2 separate regions of the Homo sapiens genome follow, and region 1 is linked to region 2. A link is a contact called in ENCODE Hi-C or POLR2A ChIA-PET data. All regions are on one chromosome and are shown on one strand. The core of a region is the stretch at or near the end of the contact, and the rest is flanking DNA. Distances in the headings are between cores, read along the strand shown.

Region 1 (5,851 bases), core at 3,312-5,811, 300 kb before region 2:
GAATACTCCCAAGCCAATGAACATACTATATCCTTCCATTTACTCAGGTCTTCAGAAAAAAACTTTTTGTAATAATGTTTTATAGTTTTTAATGTAGAGGTCTTATTTTTCTTTTTCACATTTATCCCAAGATAATTGGTTATTTTTATGTTAATGAAGGTGTTCACATTGTTTCATTTTCTCATTGTGTTTTGCTGGTTTATAAAAATATACAAATTTTTTTTTGTATAATTACCTCAAATTCTGAAGCTCTGCTAATTCATTTACTGATCCAAATAGTGTATTTATAGGTTCTTTCAAATTTTTCACCACACATAAACAACTTGCTATTAAATGACTGTTTCGTATCTCCCTTTCCAATTCTTAGAACTTTTCTTTCTTTCCTTTTTTTTTTTTTTTTTGTGCTGGCTACCACCCCTAGTACAATATTGAAGGAATGCAGTGATTGAAGAAACATAGAGAGCATCTCAGAAGAAGTGACATTTAAGGAAATAATTATCACAGGAAGGAGTGAGCCATAGAAAATTGGGGGAAGAACTTTCTATGAAACGGACTAGCACTAATGCTAAGGAATATACAAGTTTAGCTTCTAGAAATTATAAAAAGGCAGTGGTGGTTGAAGCACAGCAAGAAAGGAGAGAGATTAGATAAAAGGTCAAGGCACAGAGATCATATTTGCTCTTCACACCTTAACTCCATGATAAAGATATTATAATTTTTTTCCAAGTGTCAACAGAATTCAAGGCAGATTTTTACTAATCTATATTTTAAAAAGACATCTCTCACTGCTCTCCTGAGAATAAAATGTAGCCATACAGGAGAGGAAAGGCCTCAATAATGAAACAGACTGATTTAACGAGTGAATAAATGCATGAATGAAGGCAAGGAGTTAGGAGACAGTGTGACCTAACTTCCTCTTTAAAGATATGATATTTTATCACTGATGCAAAAATCAAGTAATGAGTAGAGAAGAATTCTCAGATATAATTGGCCAAAGTGCTTATCAATCTGTATTTATTCAAGACACTCAGGAAGCCAGGTTTTGATGTCAAAATAAAAATTTTAATTGGAATTGTACAAGAGTGGAAAAAGAAGGTAATCTAGCCAAGAACATTAACCAGTGAGTGATAAAGATATTGACACTCAAGTTTTTACCTTGATCATCTATGTTCAGCTTTTGTTTGTTTGTTTGTCTGTTTTTCAAGCTGCCCAGTTTATTTGGTCTGGTTTCAAGTTCTCAGTGAACAAACTTCACATAATGTAAAAGCGAGGTTGAATCTACAAATAGAGACTAAATCTCTCATTTCTTAGAATCCTGGCATGCACAATTAATCTCTGGGTATGTTTAAAGGTTGTGATAAAAAGAAAATATTGTGGGTTCAAGGAGAGAATTACTCTCACTTAAATAGAAAGCAACAATGATTACACCTGTTAATGCCTAGTTCTGCCAACTAGAGCTATCAATATATGAAAGGCAAAATAACTTTAAAATATTTTATCAAAATGACTAGAACCAGAAAGGAGCTGAGAACAAAGAGTAAGGGCCCAGATTAAGCATCACAGCTTGAATCTGACTCATTCAGCGGCTATGGTCTTTTCAGAATCAGGCCTCTTTCTGTTATTTTGTTCATTTTTTGGGCATCTTTCCCATCCTACTTCTACCTTCTTTTTTTCTTCCTTTAGTTTCTCCTTTTTTAAAATCAATAATTCAATCCAAGTGCAAAAATACCATGAATGTCAGGTCCTTATACTGAGTACAATGGGCACCCATCTTTGGAGTATTCACTCTGGAACTTTTTCTGTACTAAAAGGCCTTAAGTTGGGAACATTTATTTTACATCTGCAGGGCATTTCAGTCAACAAAAAAGTGTGTCTTTCATTTCTACCTAGCATTGTGATCATACACAATGGGAAGAATGACAAAGGCCACTAAGACCAAGATTCGCTCATATTTTATTTGAGATTTGGATAGCATAAGTGACTGAAAGCTCATCTCTATAACATTATATAAAAGATTCAAAACTTTTCCTAAACCATTCTTTCATTAATGCTTATCACTGTCCAGTCAATAGTCAATATAAATTCGTCCACAGAAAATATATACAATGCAAACATGTATAATTATAATTCTAATGTCTAAAACTGCAGAATAAACCTATGCCTATCCTAAAACTTCAGTTAGAAATTTATGTAACATACAAAAATCTATGCCAAGTTTTATTCTCTTCTGAGAATAATTTTTTTCCAGTAGAAAAAATACTTTTTATGTAATAGAATTTTCACACAGTGAAATATTGACTGATTACTTATAACAATTTTCTTTACCTATAAGTCTACAAGGTATAACTCAAAATGATAACCATTTTATTTATCATTTTGAGTTTTTTAAAAAACTTTATTGATACTCTCTGTAGTTTTGTAATAGTGTAATGTAATTGCTTATTTAATAGAGTAGGATGAGGATAGGAAGTCAGAACAGCCATGAGAGTCAGTCAGTCTTTAGAAATACATTGATCAAGACATATCTAAGCTATGACTAAGGAAGCCAAGAAATGTTTAATACAATAATTTTGAGTTTACCTTTATATCAACTTGAAGTCAGGAAACGTGATCAGGAAAAATATGGAATCCAACATAGGCAGCTTTTTACCTTGATAATCATTGTCTCCATTTCTCCACAGATGACCCCTAAAATTTGGTTGCCCTTCCTTCTCAAAATGAATAGTATGCTATCTGCATATGTTACTGATAGATAGAAGCAAACCCTTCCTAGTCCCTGCCTGCTACCCAACATGTCATGGTCCATAGAGACCCTCTTCCACATCCTGTCCCTGTTGTATGTATGATAAAAATTACCCATCTGGAAAGTACTTAGCTTCATTACTTCTCTGAAAATTCTATCCTGTGTTTAGAATCCTAATGACTTTTAGTGGTGTATTTTTAAAAATTTTTTCTCACTCGTATTTCTATAAAACTATAATGATCTTACAATTTTAAAGACAGAGAGCACAGGAATAATATGATTGTATATTTCCCAATATAGCTAATAGAATACATTTTGGAGAGGCTGAATGATTTTTTCAAGGTTATGTAGACTACAAAGCCATGATTATAATAAGTGAAACTCTTTCACAAGAGCTAGCCATGAAATGCATTATCTCAATCAAGTGTTTTTTTATTTTTTCACAGAGTAATAATGGCAATAGGTTAAAAAAAGAATAAATAGATTGCAACCCAACCCTATTTATATCCAATAGATATAAATAGTACCTAGACACTTTTTAGCAGAGTACAATGCATTGTTATTGCTGGATTTTTAGATTAAAAAAAAAATCCTAGCCATAGAACTCTGACCTACAACCTAAGATACAACCAGCCCAAGAAGCCACACCACAATCTCTGTAGTAACTGGCCCAGAATGGTCAGGCCTTTGTCAATAGCTGCCAGCTTTCCTACTGCTTTGTCCCACCCCCAATTCAGGAGGAACTAGACAAAGCCCAAAATGTTCCTCAAACAATTGCATAGGATGTCCTGCTTCTAGGTAGCCTACCTGCAGCTTCCCCATGCCAACAAACTCCAACAGTGCATATCTAAAGCCTTTATTTTTTATCACTATACACCTTTTATTTTTTATCACTATAAATGGCTTCTATCCACAGCCTGTCTTTGAGTCTCTGCCAAATTTAATTCATGGTGGCTGACTCCTTTGATACAGCAAGCTCTGAATAACTGCCTTTGTTTGTTGTCATTTGGGTGGTCTACCTTTATTTCCAAAAGGTAAAATCTTTAAGAAATCATGGATCTTGAGAGTTTATGATAAAATTTGAAAGAATAACTTTACTAAGCAAAACTTGCCCTACTTCCAAGGCTTGATATAATTAAAAAACTTCAAAGATAAAGTTTCTTTGCTGTAACTTGAGTAAAGCACCTAGCTAAGTGTCCCTGTGCTATCTTTACACATTCAGTCTATAAGAATATACCTCGGGACCAATTTGCCTTAGTAGACTGAGGTCAGACCAATAAAAAAGATGGAAAAAGCTCTTGAGAATCAAATAGGCTTTTTAAAAGTACCCAAATTACAGCTAATACAACTGGAATTGAAATGTACTAAGAATGCCTTTAAGCATGGAACAGAGGGCAATAGGGAAAAGACCCCAGTTATTGAAGAAATAAAGATATCCATCCCTAATGTGGCAGAAGTTGGTGAAATATTCAACTCCCAGAGCAATACAAAGCAAAGAAGAAATCATTTTTAGATAAGAGGACAAAACTAATGGATATTCTCAGCAAGCCTAAAAGCTGTGTTACCACAATAGTGCAAAGATAGTGGTTTCTCCCTCTACAATTCCTTTCAATGATTGTTTTGCCAATATACAGTGTAAAGGAAACAAAGACTAATAATTGCTTGTCAGTACTGACGAAGTATGACTGGCATCACGAAGGGGAAGAGCTGGGGGAGGTGGATGCCACTTCACGGCTATCACAGATATTAACGGCCTGTGCTGTGCTCATACCAAAAGGAGGAAGGAAGGAACATTTGAAGGTCAAGTTAAATGAGCTGTTTACATCTTTCCAGTTAACAAAACACATTCCAAAGGCCAAGGATTTGAGTCATTGAGGACATTTTAAAAGGTGTAAAATGATGCAAGAAATAACATTAAGAGTTAGAACTCTGTGTGCCAAGTCCCATTATAGTAGGTTGAGAGAAAGTTTGACTGTAGAATCTTATGAAGCAAAATCGTCAGCTATCAAGTATTTTTACTATATGGGAAAAAGTCCTATACTACACTGACGTCCAATTCCTCAATGATATGTAACACAAAACACTCAGACAGATTTGAGTAACTAAAAGGATTTTCTCACTTTCTACAATAAAATGAAAATGTATTACATAAAAATTGACGTTTCACTTTCAAATAAAGTAGCCTCAAAAAAGCAATACCAAAGAACTCACTGCCTTTAAACACATATTGAGTTCTAGCTATATCTGTCTAGAGCTATAAAGAAAGCCTGGAACTGGAGGAGCTTCCAGTGTAGGGAAAGTAAAATTAGACGATCATGGGAGTTAAATGTGTCGTTATAGGCATTTAGTGCATCTGTAGTCAGTAACAGGAATAGCATTTTGCCCAGCAAGATCTCACAACACAAATGAAGAGCTGGAACAAAATGATAGGAATAGACTACATACAAAAATAGTAGCTTGATATCCACATGTTTAAAAGACTTCCCTAAGAATTTAAAAACAATTTTTTATATCTTTCCCTGGTAAATAGTATGAGAATTTAAGTAGTACTTGAGTTGAAAAGCTTTGTATATTTCCCATTACGGTTTAACTAAGCATGCTTGTGCTGATAATACCCAAATATCTTGAACATGAAAAAATTAATAACATGTTATTATGTTATGGCCAGACTTGTAACACATTAGTTTCACCATTATCCACCAGCATTTCAACAGTAAAGCTCATTTGACTGGTATTTTTCTCCTGGATCAGCCTAATTGCAACTCACTCAAGGAGAGGCATGGCAATGAAAATGTTAGCAAACCTCACTCTTAGTAAGCAAATTCGATGCTATGTAAACTCATCACTTTATTTTTGTACTCAGGCACCCCTCTTGTTCAACAACCATTCAGATTCAAGGAAGGTAGGAGTTAGCCACTACAGATTTTTCTGCCTGTAGAAAAAATCAGCAATAAACCATAAATAAGATTGTATACTTCTGAAAACGTTCCTCTATGCTGGCTGTAGATTTCTCACCACTAACGTACAAAGTATAAACATTCATTTTATTTGGTGGCTTCTTAAAACAGTCTCAAAAGGATAGTCCAAAAAATGACATAATTCACTTCA
Region 2 (5,752 bases), core at 2,536-5,035:
TTTAAAATAGTACTTTGATGGGAAATGCATTATTGTAGTAGTGTATATAAGAAAAAGAAAAGGACAAGAAGGTGATGCACAGAAATTGCCTTTAGATATTTGAGGTTATATGTATAAAGATATATATGCATATACATACACACATATAATCTTATAGATAATTTGTATACTCCTTTTGATTCTGGTTTGATCCTCCAGATCTATAATTCAACACAAATAATAGTGAATTGCATGTTTATTGACTTTTTTAGGTAAATACTTTTACAGCCTAATGTCATACAGTAGCGGCTGATAACATCAGTTTAGACATGGAACTGCTTTACTTAGAATTTGTTTTTCTCTCAAAGGGTCAAAGTATCCTTAATAAAAGAGAAAGATTTCCCTTATGTTTTCAGCTAGCCACAGCAACTAGGCACAACACTGAAAAAAAAAAAAGACAAGTAAAACTGTCTTTCAAACTTCTGTTTGCCCTTGCAAAGTGTCCTGGCTTAGGTGGATATTGAATATTGAATAACTTTGTCTATTCTTAATCCAAAGGCAGTGCAAAGCAAAAGACTAATAAAGAAGGATTAAGACTAAGGCCACTACATAGAGTCATCAAGTCGTAGAAAAGACTATCATAACATTTCTGACTCCACATCTAAGTTATCCTAAAATAGAAGCTGTTCTTTGAGCAATAGAGCATCCTTGCACTGACCTGGAGCACTGCTGCAGAGTCCAATTGGGTTAGAATTAAATTACATAATCATTTAGTCATAGTACACATTCTTATTGAGTGACGCAGGCATCAGACATGGTACTAAGTACTGAGTGTCCAAAGTCATGCAACGCAAGGTCCCTGTCTTCATGAGGCTTTTATTTAGTGGCAAAGGGAGACAACTCAATCTGGGAGAATGTGGAGAGTGCTATACTCTACTGGAGTTCAAACCTGTGACTCCCACCCTCACGTAATATGAGCATGTTTTATTTAACTCATTAATTAATAAGATGTTATGACCAGATCAAAAGTTGTTTTATAAGCTGGACAGAGACCATCTTAGAATGAGATTGATGGGTAGATTTAAAAAGTGGCTCATGTCCAACAGGACCATAAACCTTTGGAGTTATCTGCTCCACCTGGCAGAAATTATTTGCAGCTCCACCATGCAAAAAGCTACAAGTCAACAGCGAATGCTACAAAGTCTGGAATTTGTAATTAATAGTAAACAGTGAGGTAACCTAAGTATATTAGTTAATCTGTAGCTGGCCTTCTTTCAAAAAGACAATGAATGGAGGCTGTCCACATTTTTTACTTATTTCTTAAGCTTCAGATATAGTTTCTGAAGCACAGAGGAGGCCACCTTGAGGTCAGGATGGGGCAAGGCAAGCATGGCAGCATTTGAGTTAAGATTTGGAAGCTAAGTAGGAAAAACTGGCCATGGATGTGAAGATGGGCATTCCAGGAAAATAAAGAAAAATATGTGGCAACTTCACATTCATTCCTGTGCTACGCTGTGTAATTCCCCTGAAGGCTGGTAATTCAAAAAAAAAAAAAAAAAAAACCTCTAGAAAAAGATAGAAAACACAGAAGTTCCCATTTTTAGAATGGAGAATCAATCTGCCAAGTTTAGATAGGCATGGATTAAGAAATAAACTCACAAGGAAGCATTATATTATCCAGAAGCTGTGAAGGACCAGAATGCCTCCACAAAGCCTAGGGGATGTTCCACATTGGACCATGAGCCTAGCGAATGACTGAAAAAGGGCAAAAAGGGGGAAAAACTGTAAATGGTCTATTTCCTAGCCACATGTGCTGCTTGTCTGAATCAGGTTACGGTCTCTCACTTACTCTATTTAGAATTCTGTACATCTGGGTGTATTTTTTTCTAGTGTTTCCTATCATATCAGTGACAGAATTGTCAACACTGAGGTATCCATAAATTATACTGCAGTCTAGTAGTTTCCAGTGTCTGCGAAGCTTAGAACAAAAGACTCAAATGCAAATGTGAGCTGCTTAATTCAGTGAGTATTTGTGATGTTACCCAGGTGCCAATGACATCTTTCTGACCAGCTCAGAGGCACCAGGGAGCAACCCAACATACATTTTTAATGTGCTCAGCTGTGACAGCATATACACACAGAAGACCTTAAGGCCTTAAAGCCATCCTCCTGGAAACCACTGCACTTTTAGGGACCCAGAAGAAATGGTTTAATTAATCTTCTTTTTCAGGGTAGCTTTTTTTGATATAAATTATGTACACTGAAAACCTGCCAATTATAGCAAATTAAGGGACTTGGCAAGTGCATCCCTTAGAGGCAGATGGTAAATAATATCCAGATTCTGATTTGAAATAGGACCAGAGATTAGCTGGTGCAGAATGTAAAAGCAATCTAGATATGAGAAATAAACAGATTTAGTGTGAGCTCAAGAGGAGGGTTTTGGTTTGGGAGAGCTATAGTGATGCATTGAAAATGGATGACTCATTATCACTACGTGCATTTCCCTGAGATGAGCCAGCTCCAAGTGCTTCTTTCTGTGATTCTTTGATGAACAATTATTTATTGCATTAGTATCTTCACTATGTTACTCAGATGCTTCCGTTTCCTAATCTGTGCAATGAGCATAGAGCAGGTTGGGGTGAGTTTTTAATGTCATCACCACATCATGTGCTCCGTGTAGTACTTGACGTACAGTAAGCGTTAAAAAATGTTAGCTGTTTTTGTTAGTTATGACTACCAAAATAAAGAACAACTCTCACATACCTTCACCCTTATGTTTTGGCCAAAAATCCTAGCTAATGCTTATGAAAGCTGATTATGTGCTTCTACCTGATTCCATCAATTTCTTTACTTATTAATAGCATTCAAAATAAAGAGTCTGACCTTAACTTTGTTTATTTTTCCTTCTTAAATCAACCGTTAGCATTCCTCTTATCTATTAGGGCTTCCCATAATACTCTCCCCCACCCTCTGCCTTTTAATGTATAGTCTAGATCATTTGTGCTTAATTAGATAAAACCTCATCTCTTGTCTCTATACAACATTTTAGTATCTATTACTTCACTGATAATGTAAAAATTTTTGCCACATACAACACAGCTTTACAACATAAAGCTTCATGCATGATTTCATACCATGCTTCATACTCTTACTAGCTCTTCCACTATTCTCATTTATGCATGAGGAATGGGAGGCTCAGAGAGTTTAAGTACTATGCCTTTGTCACACAGATGGTGGGTCCCGGGAGCTGACTTGCCTTGATATTCTGTTGTCACTCAAAGACTGAAAACCACATAAAACCAAAGGAAATCGTGAAAGATAAAGTGTTCAGGTTGGTGTATCCTTGAAAGTGCCAGAAGAGAACTCCACTATGTATATCAAAGTTAAGGTGATTATCTAGGGAGAAGTTTAGACACATGCAAGACCAAATAATATTACTTCTCTGCTCACGTTTTTACTTCTCCAACCTCAGTTTGTATCTGGTTTGAGTCACTACAGCAAGGAGGATGGTGACCTCACCTTATTCGCTTAGTAACTAGATTTCTTGTTTTGCTAATTCACCACAGAAATAATTTAGAACAATTACTGGGTTCAGTTACAGATTCCACACTTTGGGGGAAAAAAAAAAGTAGGGTAAAGGCAGGGAGACATCCACCAGATGACAAGGTAAGAATGGAGGTTAGAATGAAGGTAAATGGGCAGAGCCAACAGAGCAAAACTCTCAGGCTCTGCTTGCACAAAGCTGTCGCAATCCTGCAACTCCCAGAAAACAGTCGTCACATTAGCCAGTACGTGTACGGCAATCTTCCCGGAGTCCGAAGTCTCAGATAGGACAAACTCAAGCGCACATTCGTCATGTAATTCATGTTCAGCCTAGGTTGCTAAAATTAGGGAATGACTCAATCATCATACACCATTACAGCTATTTTCAAGGCTGTAAGTGATGCGTTGCACCGACACTGATGCAAAAGCTTACCCCAATTAGCTTCTGCAAATGCTCTTCCTGCAACAGAGCTTCGTTTCCTAGGAGCCTTCAATCTAATTACAAAGCTTGATTCTCCCGCAGGGCCTGCCTGGCCAGATGATTTCATTTTACTTTTAGGCTAACCTTTGCCATCAGTGATGTCACTGAAGTGTTCCTTCTCTTGAGAGGCTCCTAGGAGCACACTAAAAGGTTAATTTGTTTGATATTTGGTTAAAGAGACTTCTCTACTGGAGGGGCTCTGTTTTGCTGTAGGCAGGTAATGGTACAAAGCAGGCATCTTCAGATGAAGGCAATTTGCACCCAGCCAGCACCAACATAGCTTTATGCACTAACTATCCAGCAGCCACTCAGATAGAAAATCACTGCTGAGAAGGAAGTCAATGGATCCTTTCTGCAATTCACATTATTCACTCAAGGAGATTTTGCATATTTCCTAGTGCTTTTTTTCTCTCAAAAACAAGAGCTGCAAGGCTCAGTGGAAAATGTAACCAGCTACGCAACAGGAAAAACTTGTGTTCAACCACCTTAGGCATCAGAAAAACAAAGGAAAAAGCACAAGTAACGTACATGCCACAATTCCATAATTATTATTCTCCAAACTCAAAGTATCTTTGCTACCTATAGACATCCTCTCCACCCTTCTCTGCCCTTTCCCTAGTGGCCCTTGCTGTGCAGAACTAAAGATGCTATAGAAAAGCTCAGATCCCAACTATGGCCACCTGTAATGGTTATGCTTATTATAGAGAGCCAGTGCTGACAATGAGGGTGTATAAACCAAACCAAGGCCACAAGGTAAGAAGCAGAAATCAAGGCAACCTAATATTTTTTATGAGTCACGTAATAACAAAGAATCGGTTCCACCAATTTTCCCCATTTACTAATGCCATTCAAAATAAACATTCTGACTTTAACTTTGTTTATTTTTCCTTCTTAAATCAACCCTTAGCATTCCTCTTATCTATTAGGGCTTCCCATAATATTCTCCCCCACCCTCTGCCTTTCAATGTGCAGTCTGGATTGTTACTTTTGCTTAATTAAATAAAACCTCATCTCTTGTCTCTATACAGCATTTTAATTTCCATTACTTCACTGATAATGGAAAAACCTTTACAACATAAGAATATGAAGCATGATATGAAATCAGCATATGAAAGTAGCAAATGAAAAGGGGTAGCTATTAAAATGAAATAGGAGGGTCCATGATCAAATTCAGCAAAACAAAAAAACATAGACAGAATGAACGCACACACAATACTCCCTGAATATAAAAATGTAGTTTACATTAAACAGTGTCATATGAGATAAAAAAGAAAAATTACTTTATTCAGCAGGTAATAAATTATAGGACTTGTCTAAGGGCTCTTAAGTGAAATTTTTAAAATAAATACATCCTTAGATAAGTTTGTAAATAATAAAGTAAAACCTGATTGTTGAAAGTTTGGGTAAAGATAGCAAATGGAAGAATGAAGCCACATCAGATCACATCATTTACATTTTCCATTATGCCTTCACAAATGAACAAATAAATAAATTTCAGAATAAAATAAATCATGATCAGCAGCAATGAAAAAGGAGTGCTGCACAACTGAAACTATAAAACATTATTAACAAGCAAAGAAACCAAAATGAAGCAACAGAAGATTCTAGAATAGAGCAGAGCAGTGTGGGCAACGTAACTGGCTTCTAAACTTTCACCAGCATTCTAAAAGTAATAATGCTGAGTTGATAATATACGAATGATTTTCACTGACTGCCAAACTTTGAAGAAGCAAATTGAAATTGTACTCT

Evidence for each region. A loop is a pair of places that touch in the nucleus more often than their neighbours do. ChIA-PET counts read pairs that join two places held with the same protein, here RNA polymerase II (POLR2A).
Region 1: a loop to region 2 is called in a map of endothelial cell of umbilical vein, with 9 times the contacts of the local background. The contact joins two enhancer-like sites. A Hi-C loop is called at or near these places in 1 of 168 maps with a recorded cell type or tissue (endothelial cell of umbilical vein). POLR2A ChIA-PET finds 5 or more read pairs at or near these places in 2 of 52 experiments (BJ and HEK293).

What each region holds. Positions count from the first base shown.
Region 1 is chr6:140,345,346-140,351,196 of GRCh38, reverse strand. No RefSeq gene overlaps it. Among named protein-coding and RNA genes, the nearest start is that of MIR3668, 140 kb to the right of the region's middle. Within about 2 kb of position 4,561, at least 2 of the 41 ENCODE cell types and tissues checked have a DNase peak (open chromatin) inside an H3K27ac peak, as active enhancers do.
Region 2 is chr6:140,048,529-140,054,280 of GRCh38, reverse strand. All of the region lies in intron 1 of LINC02941 (long intergenic non-protein coding RNA 2941), which reads right to left. All of the region lies in intron 2 of LOC107986652 (a long non-coding RNA gene), which reads left to right. Among named protein-coding and RNA genes, the nearest start is that of LINC02941, 75 kb to the right of the region's middle. Within about 2 kb of position 3,785, at least 5 of the 41 ENCODE cell types and tissues checked have a DNase peak (open chromatin) inside an H3K27ac peak, as active enhancers do.